Regions from separate parts of the Homo sapiens genome. Here region 1 is linked to region 2. A link is an interaction called in ENCODE POLR2A ChIA-PET data of the cell type or tissue named here. Cell type or tissue: A673. All regions are shown on one strand. Links, peaks and the distances in the headings refer to the core of each region. The heading gives the core; the rest is flanking DNA.

Evidence for each region. Peaks named below come from ENCODE experiments on the same cell type or tissue, not always from the same donor. Only the 100,000 strongest peaks of a DNase experiment are listed, where the experiment ranks them.
Region 1: POLR2A ChIA-PET joins it to region 2 with 17 read pairs; 2 of 35 experiments call an interaction of 5 or more read pairs at or near these places.

What each region holds. Positions count from the first base shown.
Region 1 is chr1:96,977,106-96,985,287 of GRCh38, reverse strand. No RefSeq gene overlaps it. Among named protein-coding and RNA genes, the nearest start is that of DPYD-AS1, 110 kb to the left of the region's middle. In A673, for the core only: no CTCF peak of the experiment used is centred there; DNase peaks (open chromatin) are centred at 3,747, 4,607, 5,777, 6,637 and 1 weaker place; H3K4me3 peaks cover 620 bases; H3K27ac peaks cover 4,957 bases.
Region 2 is chr1:97,097,543-97,105,724 of GRCh38, reverse strand. DPYD (dihydropyrimidine dehydrogenase) reads left to right here. Exons shown (of 23, transcript NM_000110.4): 21 at 7,093-7,236. All of the region lies in intron 1 of DPYD-AS1 (DPYD antisense RNA 1), which reads right to left. Among named protein-coding and RNA genes, the nearest start is that of DPYD-AS1, 5.7 kb to the right of the region's middle. In A673, for the core only: no CTCF peak of the experiment used is centred there; a DNase peak (open chromatin) is centred at 4,014; H3K4me3 peaks cover 432 bases; H3K27ac peaks cover 535 bases.

The DNA.
Region 1 (8,182 bases), core at 1,730-6,729, 120 kb after region 2:
ATCATTCTACTATAAAGACACGTGCATACGTATGTTTATTGCAGCACAATTTACAATAGCAAAGTCATGGAACCAACACAAATGCCCATCAATCATAGACTGGATAAAGAAAATGTGGTACATATACACCATAGACTTCTACACAGCCATAAAAAGGAATGAGATCATGTCCTATGGAGGGACATGGATGAAACTGGAAGCCATCATCCTCAGCAAACTAACACAGGACAGAAAACCAAATACTGAATGTTCTCACTCATAAGTGGGAGTTGAACAATGAGAACACGTGGACACAGGGCGGGAAACAAGGCATTTTGGGGGGTGGGGGTGAAGGGAGGGAACTTAGAGGACAGGTCAATAGGTGCAGCAAACTGCCATGGCACACGTATACCTGTGTAACAAACCTGCACGTTCTGCACATGTATCCTGGAACTTAAAGTTAAAAAAAAATTAGGAAAAAGAAAGTGTCACTGAAGGAAAAATGAATGGAGGAAATAAATCACTGTGCAAGGGAAAGAAATGTGTGACGGCTCATCAAGAACTAACCTCCATTTGAATAAGAAAAAATTAATGACTAGCCACAATTATGCATCCTGTAAATCCCAAAGAATGAAAATCATCTCATTCTATTAAATTGGATGGCCCACCACTATCACCACCACTGCCCATTCATTCAGCACAGCAGTGGAGACAGATCACCTCCTGATCTGTCTTGTATCTAGAAGGCTGTTGAAATGACTGTTGGACTGACTTGAGGATGATTTCATCAAACAATTGGCCAAACAGCCAATTTAGCAGTCCTTTGCTTGTTAGCAACTTGCCCTCCTTTCACCTGCCAAGGAATTAATTGTTTAATTAACTTGATTGCCTAGATTAACTAGGTCAGTTGTTTTATGAATAGACATTGCCTTCAAACTTGTATTCACAAATAATTTATTAAAGAGTGTGCTTTATTCTGAGATACAAAAGGTACAACACTAGAGGTCAGTAGTTCAAGGCTCTTCTCCATTTTGGTAACTGAAGAACTACTCGACCTTTTTATGTTTCAGTGTCTTCATCTGGAAAATGGGCTGAGCAGTGACTTTGGGGCTCCAAGTCACTGTTAATATTCTCTGATGCTTCAATACTCGTAGCAAAGCAGAGAAATGCATTTGGAAACTCCCATGATGCGTTTTACACCGTCACAGGCAGTTTTATGAGATGTGAGACCTTCTCGTGGCAAATTCACTTCTCCATAGGAAGGAAATTAGTAATTGGCTTCCTCAGTAAGCTTGATCTAATTCAACCTACACATTCTGGAGGGCAATTGGGCAGAAAAACCTCGGAAGCTATATAGCCGAAGAAAAATTTCTGACTTTACGAGTTAGGTAATATATTTTCAAAATAAAGAGTATACTTGGGAAATTCCTTTGTGAGATTCAACATGGAATAACAAAAAGTTAGGACTTGGGAACTTTGACTAAGAAAGTGTACACAGGAAAGACAAGGCTGGAGAAAACACTGAGTCCAAGGCTAATATGGATCATGAAGATGTAAGTTGCTTGGTTCAGGCTGGGTCTGTGATGAGAGCCTACTATAATTACAGACACGTTTTACTTGCATTATCTCATTCCTCTTTACTAAAATAAATAACTCTCTGAGGTGATTACTGATCTTATCTCCATTTTGCAGATGGTGAAGTGAGGACTCAGACCAAGCATCAGCCATTGCTTAAACCCAGGTATGTCTGACACCAAAAGCTGTGATAGTTCCCTTTACCCAATCCTTTAGGACACATTAAGCTGCCAAGTAGGTTGGTGCTTAGTTTTGGAAAAACACGTCCATTCTGAGTGGTCAGACCATACATTTCCTCATAAAATCTCTTGTGGTCACATTGGACACCAGTCTGATGGCTTGGGATTACTAGGTCATGTCAAGGTAGTCTGCAGAAGTTGAGTTTAAGGAAAAGGGAAGATTAAAATCAAAGAGCATGTCTTTCAGATTGAGTTGAATTCCTGGGACTCCCCTCCCATCCACTTAGGCCAGATGGGAAACAGTGTGAAATTGAACACAGAAAAATGTTGAAAGGGATATATATTAGAAAAAAATAACTCAAAGGGGTTCAACCAGAAGCACCTAATCTTGTCTCACTTCACATATTCTCAGCTCTGGTCTTCACATCTCTTCACTGCAGAGGGAGAAGTAAGATCTGCCCACTCTGCTTTTCCAGCATGCTGTAAAAGTAAATGAGGCCGGGCATGGAGGCTCAGGCCTGTAATCCTAGCAATTTGGGAGGCTGAGGCGGGTGGATCACCTGAGGTCAGGAGTTCAAGACCAGTCTTGCCAATGTGGTGAAACCCCGTCTCTACTAAAAATACAAAATTAGCTGGGTGTGGTGGCACATGCCTGTAATCCCAGCAACTCAGGAGGCTGAGGTAGGAGAATCACTTGAACCCGGGAGGCAGAGGTTGCAGTGAGCCGAGGCCGCGCCATTGCACTCCAGCCTGGGTGACAAGAGTGAAACTCTGTCTCAAAAAAAAAAAAAAAAAGTAAATGAAAATGTGTGAAAAGTGTTTCAATCTTATTGAAATTGGTTAAATGAATTCAGGGTGCTCTTTGTTATGCATTATTACAAGTTATCATTGGTATCATAAGTAGCAGCCATTTAAGAGAGCTCTACTTCATCTCCAGGCAGAGACTTATTTCTGCCACCCACTCAGTGGTTTTTGATAAAACAGATCTTTCTGCTGTAAAGAAAGCCAGCAACTGGCTATAAAACTATTTGCTTGGGATTATCTTTTAAATGACACAACTCTAGCAAGTTCCTACTCCGTAATATACTTTTGAGTTCTTCTTTTAACCCTCTGCATATTTTCATCTCTTTTCCGTGTGTGTGTGTGCATGTGCGTTTATGTGTGTGTTAAAGCCAGACTTTCAGGACTGAGACAGAACAAATGAATGCATCCTCAGGGGAAATGCTAAATCAGTGACATGAAGGTGATTTAAAGGTCTTGAGGGTCATCCAATATTATTAAGCTTAAAGCATAGCCCTGACTTCCAAGGAAATAGAGCCAGCTGAAACCAGCATCCTCAAATTTAAAAACTGAAATAAAAAAGAATGTTGTATTACAACTCCCATGTTTAAATAACTCAAAAAGAGAAAGACATTTCCAGAGAGAAAATAATTTTTTCTCTAGATTCATTACATAGGCGAGTTCAGCGCTTTTCTGAAAAGCTCTGTGCAGGATGCTTTTTAACTCAATTTAGTCCCCACTTTAAATTCTGTTTCTTAGGGCAAGAAAGCTTTTTTTAGAGCAGAGCCAGGTAACGGTCAGCCTCCTGGATAGTCTGAAGCTTATGAAAGCCATACTCATGCCTTTCATCTCTCCATAAAACTGTACACTCTCCTGATTACCCCAAATTACAATGTTTGCTGCTACTCTCTTTAATCAGATTTGAGCAATTCTGTTTAGTTAAAAAAAATCAAATGGCATTTCCCTTTCATAAGGCTTTGCACTTCATAAGAGGAGTGAATTCTGTTATTCTTCATAGCTCCCCATGAGAGATTTTTCCATTAACGTTTTGAAGCCATGATTGTTGTATATCAAGATACTCAGTCTTGGCCCCATGGTGGTGGATTGGATTACTTTGCTGATTTCTTACCTGCAGTGTAAGACTCCAATGTAGATTAGGACATGGTTTAAGAGGAATTATCTCCTTTTTTTAATAGATCACATACTGAGTTTCAAGCTCCAAATTCAACAGAAAATCAAGCTAATTGTTCATTTCTTCCAGGATATCCCTGAAGGATAATTGACCTCTGCAGAGCAACTTCTTAGTAGGAAACTAAATAATTAAGTTGAAGGAAATACATTTCTTGTTCATGATTCCAGTTGTAAAGGGTTCTTTGTATGTGTGATGAGATCATAACCCTGCATGCATTTTATACAAAAGATAAGTGCACCTGTTTCCCCAGTCTGTATTGAACTAGCTATTTTAAGCAAGACACATATCCAAATGACTATTATAGATAAAATCTATACCTTTTAAAGTTATTGAAAGAAAATATTCTCACTCAAATCAGGCCTCTCCTCATCTAATCTGCACCAATTGGGTTAATCCTTACACTAAAATCGCCCTACAAAATGATCTGGAAACATACGATATAGACAGTTTTATTAAATAATAGGTTTCATTGTTTTCCTCAATTGGCACATTCATATTATTTTAATATACTGTGCCTAACTGCCTATCCTATACATTTTCAGCTGTGGCAGTGATTCATACTTCCTAAACAATAAGAAAAGAATGCTATCCACAAACTCCTAATTCAGTAAGTGCACAAATCAACAGCCCTGATGAGGCAGTTGTACCTTCGATGCTGTTTATAAGCTTCTCAATGAAAAACATTGTAGTATACGGTCTTCTCAAAATAAGAGAACACTGAAAGAGAACTAGTATTTGCTCCAAACTCATTAAAAATCACTCTTCAATTACAGAGGCCTTGGCATTTCCTGGAGTCAATTCCAATTTAAATCAATTCAGTCAACGTAATTTTTAACTTAACAGTTATAACCTCCAAACAAAGTTTTGCCATTAAATATTTCAAGGTGCTAGAGAAAAAGGAAATGGTGTTCCCCAGCATAGCCTGAGGCACGGGAAGTCTGCCCTCAGAGAGGACAACTTTGCTAGCTCACTGCACATCCTAACCACCCCCAAAGTCTCTAATTTGTAAATTGCTGAATCAGTTTGTGCACATTTGGAAAATTACTGCTTTCCTGCAATTTTCTGTAAGCTATTGCTAAATTGTTCTGCTGAATGTTAGTGAAAAATTATATTTTTAAACCACCTCTGAATCCTAAAAGCCCATGGCACAGTATTCTGTTTGTGTGAGCAATTTAGCTTTATTAAGCAGCATGACATAGACTGAGTGAGCTAAGAAGCTTGGTACAGTATGTGCCCCAGAATGATTAGCCAGAGAAGCTAATCAGTTTCCATCCTGATTTTGAGAGTGGAATGGACACCTAGCAAGGAAGGAGGTTCTCTTTGGGTTGCTTTCCAGATAGACCTGACTCCCTATTTTGCCTTGGATATTATTAGAGAAATTGTTCCAGACAGTGGAAGTTTGGAGAACAGCACTTTCCAGACAGCATTTATTTCTGAACTTCTCTGTATTCAACCTTTTACCAAACCACCAATTGTAGAGTTTGCTTTGCTCATCTTGGGCAATAAGGTAATACAATGCCCAAAAAGAGTTCAAAGTACTCTATTCCAAAGGCAGAATTTGTCCATCCACTGGAAAAATGGATTAAGGTAACCCAGCTATAACTCCAAAGGTGAGAAAGACACATTTAAAGGTATCTGTTAGCATACAAAGTGATGGTAGCTCTGCAGACCAAGGCAACAGAAATGGTTACTGAAATCTGTTAGTCTGTTTGTGTCCTCCAACTCATCCCCTGACTGGAAGTTTTAGAAAGGACATATTGAAAGGAAACTTGCAGAAATTCAGTGAATCGTCCTGTGATGTGCTCTCATGTTTCACTGTGGGAAGTAATATTCTTGCTGAGCAGTTTGTTCCACTATAAATCTTTAGATATGCAGCCTTCTCTAAGATTATTGTATGAATTTAGACACACCATTCTGGAAACTAAATTAGCCTGCATTTACTGGGAAGTTGAATGCAGCCAGACTAATGGTAGTGCAAGTGTAATTGGTTCCCACCATGTGTCACTGTGTATACTTCTCAAGCCCCAGAAAAGATGCATTATGGGCCTAATTTTTAAATGTTAATGGATATTGGACACTTGCCAGACACCCAGCTGTGCACAAAACACTGGGATGGTAAATAGCTCATGATCTGTTTAGAAACAAATGATGATGGTTTTTAGGATTCCATGGGACTGACGGCATGGCTACTCGCTCAGACTTGGAGGCTGACCCCATTAATGGCATTGAAGGGAAGTGTTCTGATTTTTACCATCAAAATTAAAGAGCAAGGGCATTGTGTTAAAGCCTAAATTATTTTTGATTAATATTAAGGAAAGTCTAGTCTCTCACACCTATTAACCTTACCTGTGTTAACATAGCTGTTTGACAAGTGTTTTTGGTTTGTTTGCCTGTTTTCCATGGGATCGGGTCAAAATGAGAATGTCTTTATCAATTAGCTTGGGTGTAAACGCTGCAGTCAGAATGACCTGCTCACTTGTGCTTGCAAAGACAGCCTCACTCTCCCACCACACACCTGCCACAGGGCTGACAGAATGGCAACAGGTTTCCTTTCACTCGATCTGTTGCTGTTATCATTTTAATTGAAAGTCAACGAATGGAGCATTTTCTGTAAATTCTTTCTCTAAAAGGTCTTACTAATTGTATACACTCTGTCAGCCAAGCCTACTAGAAATGGCTTCTTTTTGTAAAAAAAGAAAAAAAAAAGTATTGGTGATGAGCTGTTTTTGATTAAAACACCATTAGGAAGAAGTATCATTCTTAGCATAAACATGGGAGAGAAATGGAGGCAGGGCGCCGTAGCCTACTGTTCCTCTGCAAAGAGGAACAACAGGCTGGTGTATTCTGCATCTAAAATGCCATCTGAGGCTATCAGCATGGCTTAAATATTTCATCAGCCAAGGAGAATATGAACATGAGCCGAGCTGGTCTGACATCATTTCTGGAGATGTGTGAGAAGCACTAGGGGAGCTCTAGTGTGTTGGCAATTCAACCACTAGCAATTTGTGTAGGGTGAAAGCAAGAGAAAATGACAAGAGAGGGAAGGTGCTGCCATCTGAATTCAGCTAGCATAAAAGTAAGAAAGTTTGGATTGGGAAGACTTTTGGCAATGATGCTACCCTTTTAGAAATTAGTAAGGATAACTCACTTCAGGAGGTGGTTTTACGTTAGAAAACTTTGTGGATGGATCTTTTGAGTAGCCAGCTTTCCTATTTATATCTTGTATTATTTTATTGTCCTTAGCAATAGGAGAACTCAAGCCATGGTGTTGGTCCATTTTCTTCAAGGGCAGTTTGGACCAAAAGACTCTGATGACTGAAAGATACAGATTCAAGTCCTGGTTCTACCACTTACCAAAAACAGTGTAATTTGAGGCAAATTGCAGTCTCTATAAACTCCGCTTCTGTAACCCTAAACAGGATTATGACTAAAGGTATGTAAAAGCATCTAGGGCACAAGAGTACTTAATAAATGCCAATAAGTAAAACTTTGGCCATGTCATGTAACAAGAGACAGTAACATTTTGAAGCTCTTTATATTTTTTCCTTATTTTAAATTGCAAGAATATAGTATTAAAAATAATATACCTCTTTTATAACATTTTTCTTTAAAAAATTTTCCTTTTTGATAGAAGCTTACTGGAGGGTGTATAGTAGCAACTGATTTTGGGGTATCTTCTAGATATTTCACTCTTCTGCATCTTATAATTGCATCTTTAGGAGGGAGAACCTAGGACAAATGACACAGAAAGCATTAAAAGGATAGGAATTATTTTTCCGCAAACCTAGTTTCCCCAAATCATCAGAGACTGAAGGTCTGAGTTCCTCACTTACTAAAATACAGATTTTAAAGGCTCAAATGGAATCTGAAATGGACTCTCCTTATTTGAACTAAGGCTATAATTTGGGGTGTCCTACAACCTGGTTTGGGGAGTCAAGTATTTTATTAGAGACTATTTTCAAACCACGGATTCAAATATTACTTTTTAAAAAGAGCTTTATTGATATATAATTCAAATAACCATAAATTCATCCATTTAAAGTGTATAATTAATGGCTTTTTGCATATTTGCAGATATGTGCAACAATCAACACAGACAATTTTAGAACATTTTTGTCACCTTAAAAAGAAACTCAGTATTCTTTTCACAATCACCCTGCTATCCCCTCCCCCAAACCCTAAGCAAGCACCTATCTACTTTTTGTCTTATAAATGTCCCTATTCTGTATTTTCATGTGAATAGAATCATACAACATGTAGTTTCTCTCACTTAGCATAATGTTTTCAAGGTTTACCCATTTTGCAGCAGGTACCAATACTTCATTCCTTTTAATGGCCAAATAATAGTACATTGTATGTTGTTTAACTGGTTGTCAGTTCATGGACATTTGGATTGTTTTCCTCTTTTGTCTATTATGAAAAATGCTGCTATAGGCATTCATGTACAAGTTTTTGCAGAAACATATATTTTCTTTTC
Region 2 (8,182 bases), core at 2,018-7,017:
TATTTCTCCTTACAATGACGTATGTAAGCCACATGTCAGCTGACTTTACCCAGTCCTGTCCTTCTGGAAATTGCTACCAAATCCCCAGAGATTCTGTTCTCTAGGTTGCTTCTGGCTATAAATTCCAGCTGTCATTGAATTCTGAATCTCCCTCAAACCTCCCTCCTGTTGGTTTCTATTCTTTTCAGCTATATGCCAACCCAACCATGAAACTCAACCCTGTTTCCCTGATTTTCCTCCAAATGTCTCACCAAGACATGTAAGTGTGTAGCAGATGTTCTTAGATAAAGACTATGGAGGAGGATTTAGATTGGAGCAATGCAAACATCTTAAAATTAAATAGTGGCTCTCCCTGTTTATAAAAGTCCTTCAGCCTCATACCAACAGGCTGTGCTCCTTCTCTCTTGCCCTCTCTTTTCACACTTCCTTTTACCCTCTCCTCTCTTTTCTATTCCCCCTCTCCTTCAAAATTCTACATTTCTCCATGCATAATGCTTGGACCATCTCTTTGTTCTGGTTTCTCCTAAAACATGCCATCAATACCACATTTCCTAAATCCCAACCTAGAGGTATTTCTTCAAAAATACTTACTTTAAAAAATGACAGTTTTTAAAGAGAGACCTGATATGAGTTATTTAAATTGTTTCAATATGAAAATAATAATGTTCTTATCTGAGTTCCTTTGAATATGACTCAATCCTCTTCATAAGGCTATAAACTGCTTTTGGAAGGAACAGCCTCCTGGTCCTCTTTGTGGCCTGGGCCCCAGCACCTGCACAGCACTTAGCAGAAAGCAAGTCTTATTTCCATCATCCTTTGCTGGCATTCCATGAATGTTAGACTTTCTTCTCTTGATTGACATTATTCCTAATTCATGATCCGACTTCATCACTTCACAACAAAATGTGTTCTGCCTGCTTTTCACAGGTGAAGTGCCTCACCCTCTTGTAGCTTATGAACGATGGAACAGAGGGTTAGCAGTCCATTGGCTCCCCGGTGCCTTTTCCAAATTGTCACCCTTCTCCCTCTGCTGTTTATTCCACCTGGAGGATTCTCTTCACCTTTCCTGACCTCACGCCTCCACTGCACCACTTGCCATCCTACCTTCACCTTATCCTTCAGAGTTTAGCTCGGATGACACCTCTTCTAGAAAATCTCTGACCCCTCAGCCTGCGTTAGATACACATTGTCACTGCTCATATAACAGTTTGTGTCACTTCTGCCACAGCCCACAGGGTATTGCAATTGTTATTAATATAGTCTCTTTAAGGTCACACACTATCCTTTCTATATAAATTTCAAGTGTCTGGCTCCTTATAAATGTTTTCTGAATGTATGAATCACAGCTTTTCTGTAAGTACGATTTTTTACTTCATGTCATATTTGAAAACCTATTTATATACTTTAATTTGTTTCTGAAAGTAATTGTTTGGGATTGTTTGACAATTCAAACAACCAGAAAGATTTTGTAAATATATTCAAGATATTCATTCATTCATTTATTCATTCATTCATTAAGCTTTGAAAAATTATATTCAGCACCTATTATGTGCTGGATCAAAGTTACCTGTCTAGGATCTCAAGCTGGGCAGATGGACACATAAGCTAATGATGATAAGGCAGTGCAGTAGGCACAGAGATTAAAATATGCCCAGGATATTCTAAACCACTGGGCAGGGAGGGTAATCGGTAAAGGAGATTACTTAGGTGTTATGAAGACTGAGCTGAAACTAAATAGCCTAATTGGCATGTACCAGGTGAAAAAGACAAGATGGGGTATTCTGGCAGAGGGGATGCATGAGCAAACATGGAAACACAGAGCACAGTACACAATGCAATAGAAGCAGTTAAGGCTTATGGGAATAAATTGGCAGGCATGCATTTTGCAAATATTATTCCATTTAATGCTTATACCAACATCGTGAGTTTGATACTGTCATTCTCATTTCATTGATAAGGAAAATTAGTAGCAGAATAGTAAAGTAATTGGCTCATAGTCACACAGCTAATGAGTGCAAAACTGATTTTAATGCAAATTTGACTTCTAAATTATTTCCCTCATCACTATGTGAATGTTGACTTTCTACTTTCACTATGAAACATGAACTATCTCTGCTTTTGACCAATTTAGATATCACATATTTGATCAAAAGTTGTAGCTTACATTTATCAGGTTAAACTAATACTCATATTTCATATATTTTACATGTCCAATGCCAGTGTACTGATTTGCATCATTAGCCATCACATAGCACTATGGTAACGTGTAATATGTAGATGGACTTTCTGTCTCTGTCTTTTTATTGTGTTCCACTGTCCAAATTTGATAATATCATGAAACATTGCTTACTGTTATATCGGTGATTAAGCATTACATGCCACTTACATATGGGAAAATCTGAGCTTCTGATTCTAAACCATGCTAAAACTGATTTTGAAATAAAAATCAGCATCAAATGTAAGTAACTGATTACTTTCATAATTGAAAAGAGGAAAGAAGAAAAGTAACTGAATTCAGAAACTACAGAACAGAAAAGATACTTCTCATCTCTATCTCCTGTGCTACCTTGAATCATGCTGAGCAGAGATTGAAATTAGGGTGAGTTAGGAACTTTACCTGGATTACTTTATTTAAACCTCACAATGGCCATTTTATAGATAATGAAACAGACTCAGAGAACCCATGCTCTCAACCATTATACCACACTGCTCCCATATTTTTTATTTTAGGTATCCAAGAACTACTTCAATTAGCTTTTTGAGGTTTTTAAAGATCAACTCTTTGAACATTTATTTTCTTCATTTTTCTCTGCAATTATTGGTCATTTTATTGAGTTCAAACAGTTTTCCAAGGAGTCTGGCATATTATTCCTTGAGATAACTGCAACAACCAGGTATATTTGACATATAATTCAATCTGACACTAGCCCTTAATGAATAGCAAAAGATACTTACAAAATTAATAACAATGATAATTTGTACTACACTGTCTGGAAATTGTTTAGCCTTTAGTGTAGCACAGGACAGTTCCTGGCCCAGAGTGGATATTCAATACTGTATTTGTTGAATAAATGTCAAAAGACTGATAAATAATAGAGCTATGTCATATGCAAACATGTCTTTTGGGAAAAAAAAGTCAACTTTTAGATATCCTTTACATGTAACTTATCCTTTAGTCTGTCAGTTGTATAGACACACACACACACACACACGAAATAGGTATAAAGGAGATAGATAGATAGATAGATAGATAGATAGATAGATAATAGATTTCAGGTTTATACTGAATAAGATACATATATACATATATATATATATATATATATATGATACTGAGTGATATATTCTGATATAAGCCGGAAATATTTTCATCTTTCACATATTACAATTTAGATATCAAAGTAATTACTTGTCTTCTTGTTATGGTTTCCAATTAGATAAGAGAGTGTGATTAAGAAAATAAAGTTGATCCATTACAGTACTACAGACTAGTGCTATTAGGCAACTTGCTGCCATTCTCATAAAAATTATGCAGTTTAAACTGGAAGATACAAGTGCTTGCTTCTATTACAAACAAGAACGCTTTTCTACTTCATAATATGCTCAATTAACTTTAGATTGATCCATGAATAAATTATAATCCAAATAGACTTCTTTACCTTAAAGCTTTGCTGGCTTAAGGTATCATTGTTGATTCATTATGTTGTCACTTTTCTATCGGCAATGTAATGCTTTTTTTATATCTGGATAGAGACAGTTTTAGTGTAAGATACTGTTATCTTTAAATGAGTAGGATTTAGCCTTTCTGGTGAGAACAAATTCATCAATGATGAATCCCTGGAGAAACTATTGAAACAAAACTCACACCATTTCTGAGCTTTGTTCAGTTCATCAGTTACAAAGCAGCTTTTGATAGTCCTAAAGAACTTTTTCCTTTGTTTAAGAAATATAGCATGACGCTCAAAACCTCTCACTTTGAGTTACCGCAGGCTACAACTTTTCTGTAAGAAAATAATGAATGAAGAGGAAAAGCTCCTGCTGCTGGCACTGTCAGGTCCTGCTGCTTCTCCTCCTGCAATAGGAAATCAATTAACTATATGTTCAGGCAGAGATTTGAACTAAATGCTTTATTAATCATCACTGATTGCACACACACACAGTGGCCAACTATGCATTCATCTTCACTCTTTCTTAGCTTTGTTTTGCTTGCTTGCTTGCTTTATCCTTCTTCCTTTTTTTTTTTTTTTTTTTTTTTGCAAGATCAAAACACAAATGTATGCCTAAATGTAGTATGTGTAAAGGTGATCGGTTGATCCTTTGTTGCGGGAGAGAATTGATGTTTTTTTGTTTTCGGAAAACTTTACTTTTAAAATGTTCAGTACTTAAATAGCCTTAGGACCACTTTAATATATACAACATATTTTTTAAAGCACTTAAATTTTCAAACTAATAAGGAAAGCAAAATGTCTACAGCAGCCTTGAAGTTTTGGAAGCTGGTACTATACCTTAGTCTCTGAGAGCTCCATGTAGCAGTGAGGAATTAAACAAAAATGAACCCAATTTGATGTGGAGATGCTTGGTGGAAGGTGGAAGGAGCAGTCACTGATATTTGGTATTTTTTTTTTTGCTTTCAATTAAAAAAAATTGGCAAGTTTTCCTTTTAGTCCATTAATTCTTCTAACCAATGCACAAAGAAAATCCTGTAGGAATCTTTATGTTAAATTGAGATTCTCTCTTTAGGACTAATTATAAAACCAATTAGCACATTAGAAACTTAGCATGTTAGCCAGGGGAAGGCTGTGTAACATAATTTATGTATGGCAAATGTGGTCAATCATTGCAAAAAATGACAGAAAATATCAGGCTGTTGGATATTTACACAGGCTGTATTATATTCAGCATCAAAAGATTTTCAAAAATTTATTGTTCTTATTACCATTGTTGAAATAATTTGAAATCATTATGGTTTAAATTTAACTACATTCATTGTCTGCATTTGGATAAATAATAATCTAAATGAAAAAATATACTATCCTCTGATGTACATTTAAAGGAAGATAGATTAAAAGGTTGCAAGAATGATTTCTTTTGAATGGCCTTTACAAAACTCTTAGGTGAAATTAGATGATGTTGAGTAAGGTAAAGTCCAAACAGAGAACCATGTAAACCCCAACAGGGAAAATAATGGTTCCGATTTTCATGGAGCCTGCTAACCTGAGGCATCTGCTAGAACCAGAGGTCATATGTTTCAACACTTAACCGTTCTTGATAGTCTTTGAGTATATTAGATTAGGATTGAGATGCCCCTGAGGTATAAGAGAAGCACGCAGGGGGTGACATTCTGAAGATTTATATCATGTGGACGTGTGCTCGCCACCTTATGTGGTGTTATCTGACCCCAAAGGCATTTTTTTGGCACCAAGTGTAATCCCTAACACCTCATATACCTCATATGCCCCAAGAAAAAGCCATTTCATAAAAGCATTGTCTTTTAAGGATGCTTATATATGTGATAAGGACTTGTTTTATACTCTTATTTATTTTATGCTTTTAGCAAGTCAGTATCACTTGTTTTATAGCAAAATGGATACAAAATACTATCTCCCTCCATCCTATCATTTCATATTACTGCAACAATTAAATATTACAAATTAAGAAAGCATTAAGGTGTAGAGATGAAGTACTCAGTTCTAGTCTCATTGTATATAAATTAGTTTGGCATTCATAACATTGTTTCCATTTACTTGACTTGTTGACATAATTATAATGAATTGATAATGGAAGTAACAATCTTAGATATTTCTACATAAGTATGTTCTTTGCTAACATGAATTACAGTTGCAGTTTGCAGTTCGGCTTAATTGGAACATGGTTTAAGTTTAGCTTACCTACTCTACTGAGGTCTCTAGAGGACCAGAGAACTCATTTTCCTGGGGCGTTATGCAAGCTGAAATGTGGAGGCCAGTGTTTTGAAACAAGTGTGATTTTTCACCAAAATACTTGCTAGGTCAGAGATCAGGATGACCTTCGAGTGCTGTAGTTTTCCAAACCTCCATCAGCTAGATAAATGGACTTTATTCTGCAGGAGAGAGAGGGTATTTTTGCAGTCTTATGAAAGAGACCTACCAATTCCAGGTTACAGGCCGACACAAAACATTTGGAATTCAGTGATGTCTATCACCAGCAGTATGTGTCAGTAAAAGTGAAGATCAAAGTTTCTAGAAGAGGGGAAGGACAAAGTGAAGAGAAAATAATTGTGGGATAATGAATGGTATGAGGGCATTTTCGTGTTAACTTGAAACCACTTAGCATTTTTCCATGACGCCCAGGTATCTTTCTAAATGAACTTTGTAAAGTACAATTGGATAACCTTGAAATTTAAAGCTCCGTGATGTGATTTTGAATACTGATGGAGTTTGTTTAAGCACTGTAATATTTCCTCTCCTTTTCATTTCTATTTTTGCCTCCATGCAAAATAAAATTTGTTTTCTGTACAGAGAAATCAATATTTTTACCATTTTTGTTTTTCAGCTATTCCAGTAAGTTGCAATCAACATTAGTTACAATCTTTAAAGAGATGTAGTAAGAATTTGAACACAATAAAATAGAGATACAGATGAGAACTTTGGCGAAGTACCTTTGCTATTGACAAAAGCATTTGTCAGGGACTACAACTGTGTCTATATCATGCTAAAAACCTGATGAAGGGGAAAAAAGCATCAATAGGTTTCACCTTCTGTCTATACAAACCAAACAAATGGTTTAACTAATAGCTGTTGTTTTATGTGAATGGGTTTGGTTTGCCATTGTGAACTTTCTTCCATTTAGAAATGTATTTTAATTAACATTTGTATATGTAATACATACATATTTGGTAAAAGTATTGTACTGTTGTGTTCTTTTTAATAATTAACGGAACCTGATACCGAGAAGACTAGTGGTCCAAAACAATGAGTGAAGACCTAGTTACAGTATACATGAAACAATCCCTAGACACACATTTGTTTGTTGATAATATTTATATGTTTATATCTTCCCATTTTTCTCTTCTCTGAGCTAACATGCTTCCTTATTTGTGTGTTTTCCTTTTAGAAACTGCCAAGTTTTGGACCTTATCTGGAACAGCGCAAGAAAATCATAGCAGAAAACAAGATTAGACTGAAAGAACAAAATGTAGCTTTTTCACCACTTAAGAGAAACTGTTTTATCCCCAAAAGGCCTATTCCTACCATCAAGGTAAAAATTATGCCAACTATATAAGTATGCCTACTTTACTGGTTAAATATACAAATATAGTTAAAATGTTTATTTACTGCTTAAATGTATCACTAATTTGGTTTTAGAATTATAATGAAAGTTTTAAAAACATCTGTCCATGGTGAAAACTGCATTTAAATTATAAAATAACCTTTTTTATTTGCATATTTTATACTTTTTAGAACACTGGCAAGCATGCATGTCATGGAAATTTTTATATACATTAAATGTATCAGGAGATATTAAGATGAAATTCCTAGTTTTCTTATAGTCACTTAAAAATTATTTTAATACATAATTAACTCCAAGATATCTTGTATTAGTCATGTAGTACAACTCAATTATCAATAAGCACATCAATATCAATGTGATCACTTGAAAGTTTTGGAAAAACTTTCTCTGGTTTGGCCTCTGGAAAGCCTGGACATTTATTTGGGTCTCAGGAGATTATTTTCTGGTAATAACAAAAATTACACTAAGATAGAATTATGAGTATGTGTTACCTTTCTTGATTTTTTTCCTTAAACTTTTCATTTTGACAGAAATGTAGATTCACATGTAGTTGTAAGAAATAATACAGAGAGGTCTTGTGTACCCTTTATCCAGTTTCACCTGTTTTGCATGTTGCAAAACTATAGTATGATAACACAACCAGCATACTGACACAGACACAATCTACCAATCCTATTCAAGTTTTTCCAGTTTTACTTCTATGTGTGTGTTGTATTTAGTTCTGTACAATTTTGTCATGTATGGAGGTTCATGTATCCACCACCACAGTCAAGATGCAAAACAGTGACATCACCACCAGGATTCCTCAGGTAACCCTTTTGTAACCACGCCTTCTTTTTTTCTGTCACCCTCAAGACAGTATTGTTTCCAAGCAGTCATAATGAGAAAAATGGAGGTGTTACTGGATGGCATT